Linked DNA regions of Mus musculus: region 2 is linked to region 1. A link is a loop called in an ENCODE intact Hi-C map of the cell type or tissue named here. Cell type or tissue: left cerebral cortex. All regions are shown on one strand.

Region 1 (2,500 bases):
CGACTCCCAGGCAGGAGGCCATTCCCAGCCCTGTCACCTGTGCCGTGCTCTCCTGCCCCTTCCCCATGCCAGGCGGCGGCTCACCCACCTCGGGATAGTAATCGGCTGTGGGCACGAGGTGTTGGATCAGGGTGTCCAAAGAGGCTGAGGATGGAGCTCCGTCCAGGAGGGGCTGCCCGGCCTGCTCTCCTTCTGTGGATTCTGTGGGAGGCGGGCTGAGGCTGCCTGGGGTGACCATGTCGGAGGCAGTCAGTGTCCGGGGCATGCCTGCCTGCAATGGCAAGAAACAGTTGGGGGTAACTAAGTGGGAGCCCACTGATTCTCTGGGTTCTAGGCTGGAGAACTATGCCTCTGACTGTCCACACTTTTGTTCAGTGATCACATCGTGAGAGGCTGCCAGTGTCCCCCACTTCACAGCCCAACACCCATTCTCCATTTTCTTATAGCCTCCCCAGTTCTTCTCCCAGGAATAATCTCTTCTTTACTGTTTCTCCGGAACCATCTCTCCCCGGAAAACACACCCTTAATAGTTGGTTACCCCTCCACTTCTCTCTATCTTTATAATTCAGGCTGGCCTGCAACTCACAGTAATCCCCCTGCTTCAGAGTTTTCCGCTCGCTGCCTGCACTCTAGAGGTGAGCTACCAAGGGCAGGAAAAGTTGTTTGTCCAAGTCCTTAATAGCCACCATCTTGCCCCAGCTACTGGCCACAAAAAACTCAGGATTGAACCTGATCCAGATTAGGGGTTCAGGAACAATCCCAGAGCTTCCTTGACACTTGGAAGCTATTGTTCCCCTGAGGTCCCATTGACTAGACTGGAGAATGTAAACTCGACATTGTTGGTTCATCTCAGCATTGTGAGGAGCTAGGAAAGCAGGCATACTCCTTTTGGAGGGGTTGACTGCCTGTGCACAATACCTGTGGCCTCTATGGCTGAGCCAACATCCCAGCTCGCTTTGCTATTTCATTTTGAAGCAGGGTCTTGCTAAGTTACCCAAGTTGGCTTTGTATGTTCTCTGTAGTCTAGGCAGGCCTTTAACTTATTATGGTCCTCGTGCATTAGCCTACAGAGTAGCTCCAAATTCACATCTGACCCCTAGTGGGCATCAGTGGGTGATGAGCCACTGTGAGCCCTATTGTAGGCCTTGGGGCTTCTGTCAGTTGGTGGTGTAGCTAAGGACCCTCTGTGGGCATTTCAGTGTTCTCCCTATGTAGGCCTTCTCTAGACCAATGCTGAGCTCTTCCATGGCCTGGCCAGCAGAGGGCGTATGCGCATTTTAACAGAGAGCCCGTGCTTCATGCCATTTCTTCCACACATGCCTGTAGGTCTGTGGATGTTGAACGAATTCCAGCCTAGACAGTCAGGTCACCCCATTTTCTCAAACACAGAATCTTATGGGCTCACCCCCTGAAAGACTCTGGCTTTGCCTGCCTTTTCTGTCCTCCAGTGACCCTTACCTAGAGACAGAAAGACAGGAGGCCGGAGCCCACTCAGAGATGAGGGGGACTTCTCCAGAGGGCTGTCCACAGTCTGTGGTGTGGGAGGTGCTGGGATGGGGTTACAGAATTAGCGAGTGCTTAGTCAGTCCGTGTGGATGGCAACCTGGACAGCCCTGACCTTGGTGACAGTCACAGCTTAATTTTACCTCCCTAGCAATCTCCAACACTCAATTTTCAGTTCTGAAAACACAAATTTCACAGACCACCTCTTGCTCATCTGTGTGGGGAAGCCGGTGCAGATGAAGATGGGGGGGTGTGGAGGGGGATCCTGAAGGCTTTCAGTGGAGAGGGTGGCCATCTCTGGAGACAGCAGGTGCTAGCTCTGTCTCATGCCTGGGGCTCAGCACCTGGTTCTAACTTCACATGCCAAAATATGTGCTTTCCAAAGTTCCCCTCTCCTGTGTAATGCCTCCCACCTCTTCACTATGCAGCCCATCCTGGATTCCAGTCCAATTTTCTCCCAGATTGGCCAGTGACAGCGTGGAGGTGACACTGAAACCCTCTGTGGGGAAGGACAGTGGTCTGCCAGGTGGTGGGAGAATCACAGAGGGACAATTCACAAGTCAATCAAGGAACCTCTCAGAACATCCCTAGGCTTGGCTCAGCCCTAGGCACTTGATGCCGGGTCCTTAGGGGTGGGTGGCTAGATCCCTAAGCTTATGCTATGAGCTGAAGGGATGTCCTACAGAGGTGACCTGAGAGGGGACGGGCTGCCAAGTAGGAGCATGGGGAGGTCACTGACTTGAGGACTGAGGGAAGGAATGAGACTGTGGAAAAGCAAGCCTGTCATGGGACCAACAAGGGGAAGGTGGGGTGATTGTGAAAGAGTGTGCTTGGATGTCTGGGGCCAGGTGCCTCAGGTCCTAAGTGACAAAGTGGTGGATGAGGGTGAGCACAGATGAGCACATCAAGCAAGCGTTCATGTGTGGAGACACACATCTTTCCAGGAAGCACACGGAGGCCCCAGGCCAGGCACCCATGTCCTTTCCTGTAAGTATGA
Region 2 (2,500 bases), 52 kb after region 1:
TATGTATGTATGTGTATGTGTGTGTGAGTGTATGTGTGTGTGCGTGTAGCAAAGCAGGGTGGCACATACCTTTCATCTCAGTACCACGGAGGCACTGACAAGGCAGATCCTTGGGGCTCGAATGCCAGACATCCCAGATTAACTGGCAAGCTCTAGGTTTGTCTTAGGAGCAGTAAGACAGAGGGTGCCTACGGAATAACACCCAAGGTTACTCTTTGGCCCACACACCCACACACACTTACGTTCCTGCACACTGTGAACACACTAACATGATCCAACGCCACATATCATGAACACTCCGGAATAGCTAGGAGACCTTTGAAATATCAAGTGGCATCAGTGCGTCCTGCCAGACTCAGAAACACGCGAGGGAAGGCTTTTTGTTCAACCGCTGTCCCCATACCAGGATCCCGAATACACTTTTTCTTCCCTTTGGCTAAAGATGAATAAAATAAGCAAATATTTTAATTAATTAAAGATGAACACAAGCTCACAAGTGTCTGTAACTCTAACTTCAAGGAATCCAGCACATCTTTGGGCCTCCACACAAGTACACACACACACACTCACACATACACACACACACATAAAAATAAAAAATTTAAAAAGACGGAGGGAAAAAAGTCAAAAGCCTGGAATAAAAATCAGAGGTTCACCCACAGCACACAAATAAAATAAGCTAGAGTGCAGTCACACAGTAGAGTAATATGTGGTAGTGAAAAAAGAACTGGAAAGGTCTCTATAGACCGGGAGAGCCAGTTTTTAGGTAAAATTTTTGTCACAGTACAAAGGGGGATGCAACAGATACTAATATAATGTATAAATTGCTTCTTTGGTAAAAAGAAACAGACAAGTTGTCTATGGGCTGTACTTCTAAATAGCTTCTAAATATAGCTTTTGTGTAGTTGTGACCTTTGAGCCATAAAAATATTTTACAGATTCAAAAATAAAATTGCAAGACCAAGGATGTGCAAAACCAGGCTGAATGCAACTAGAAACTCATGAAACCAAAACTGTATCAGACTGAAAAACGACCCACCAAGCTCTGGGTGTGCACCCAACGGCATCCGAAACCTTAGGTAGCAGTTATGGGTGGGTAGTAGTTTACGTAGTTTCTTTCTGAAACCATCTGTGTGTCTTCTAGTGTTTAGCAAACAATTAAATATAACTGATGATTTGGGAATCAGGTTCTCACTGTGAGAGACAGAAATATAAATTTTTAGTTTGTTTTTAAAAGCGATTTGGCTGGGACTCCCTGACAAAGTCTAGATTCAGCGGCACCAGGACAGTCATGGGCACACCTAACCTAGATGGTGGTTTCTAGGCTTCTCAACTGCCATTTAAAGGAATAAAAGCCTCTTTGGAAAACGGCCTATTCCAGGTTTGGTTAAGGACAAATGTGAGTGGTGGACCAGCCCTCTGAGACACCTGATGACAAGTCAGAAGATTCCACAAGTTGAGCCTAGCCCAAGCACCCAGACTGGACTTCTGCAACCCAGCCCGCACTCACGCGCTCCCTGCTGGACCAGAGTGGGAAAGCACTTGAATTAAAACCAGGCTCCCTTTCCACCTGAGCCCCTCAACTTGCTATAAGCCTCTTTGTGGCTCTGGTTTTGTCAGGATGAAGGCCTTTACGTGGCTATGCCGCCAGGGGTGGATGGGCACAGCCCTCTCAAATATCTCCACACCTCTGATCTCTTAGGCCTGTCTGCGTTCTCTTTGCCTGGCCACTCTAACCCTGCTTCATCTCTGCCTCCTGCACAGCTCTTCAACTGCCATTAAACCTTTCCTTCTACAAGTCAAACTCCAAACCTCCGAGGACTACTGCGCCCAGACGAACATCCAAGCCTAAGTTCTGCTGACGTATCCGGTTCAAAGCCCTTACCACGCATCGTCCGTATGTTGCACCTGTTCAACCCTTTTCCACCGGCTCCAGGCTCCAACTTTGACTTACAGCACAGAGGTCTCTAGCCAGGGACAGGTACCTTCTCTGGCCAGGCCCAGGCTCTGTCCCAATACCTGCGTCTCTCCAGCCCATTACCCCATTTTATTGTCCTCATAGAGATGATCTTCTAAAACGACTTCAGATTTTCCCTTGCCCTCACACCAGTGTGGGAACAGTGTTCAGGATAGGAAGCTGGCTGCACACAGTAGGTTTTCAGTGAACACAGCATTCTTACGGCACCTGACAAAGTGGCTGAAGTACTGGGGTAGGAGCTGGAACCTCACCTTTGTCACTTCTTGGGAGCAAGTCCTCTCATCCCTCTGAGTCTGTTTACTTGACTGTGAAGTGGAAACAGCCCTGCGCATCAGGTGGGTCTTCCCAGGACCCTTCTTGGCCTCTCTTACCTGCCCTACAGCCACAGGAGGGGGTCAGTTGGAGTGCAAGGGACCCCACCACCTTACCATCTAAGCTGCTGGGCAGACAGCGGCGTTCAGAGCACCCACTTCTCTCCAGGGCTTCTCTGTCTTCATCCTTGAGCCTGCTTCCTGCCACTGC

What was found. A loop is a pair of places that touch in the nucleus more often than their neighbours do. Peaks named below come from ENCODE experiments on the same cell type or tissue, not always from the same donor. Only the 100,000 strongest peaks of a DNase experiment are listed, where the experiment ranks them.
Region 2: it touches region 1 in a loop (8-fold over the local background); 30 of 42 quality-filtered maps call a loop at or near these places.

The regions. Positions count from the first base shown.
Region 1 is chr11:49,954,805-49,957,304 of GRCm38, reverse strand. Rasgef1c (RasGEF domain family, member 1C) reads right to left here. Exons shown (of 14, transcript NM_029004.1): 2 at 89-271. The coding sequence starts at 265. Among named protein-coding and RNA genes, the nearest start is that of Rasgef1c, 54 kb to the right of the region's middle. In left cerebral cortex, a CTCF peak has its summit at 1,248 (motif pointing right); a DNase peak (open chromatin) is centred at 1,287; H3K27ac peaks cover 263 bases.
Region 2 is chr11:49,902,563-49,905,062 of GRCm38, reverse strand. All of the region lies in intron 1 of Rasgef1c (RasGEF domain family, member 1C), which reads right to left. Among named protein-coding and RNA genes, the nearest start is that of Rasgef1c, 2.0 kb to the right of the region's middle. In left cerebral cortex, a CTCF peak has its summit at 1,537; a DNase peak (open chromatin) is centred at 1,526; H3K4me3 peaks cover 582 bases; H3K27ac peaks cover 533 bases.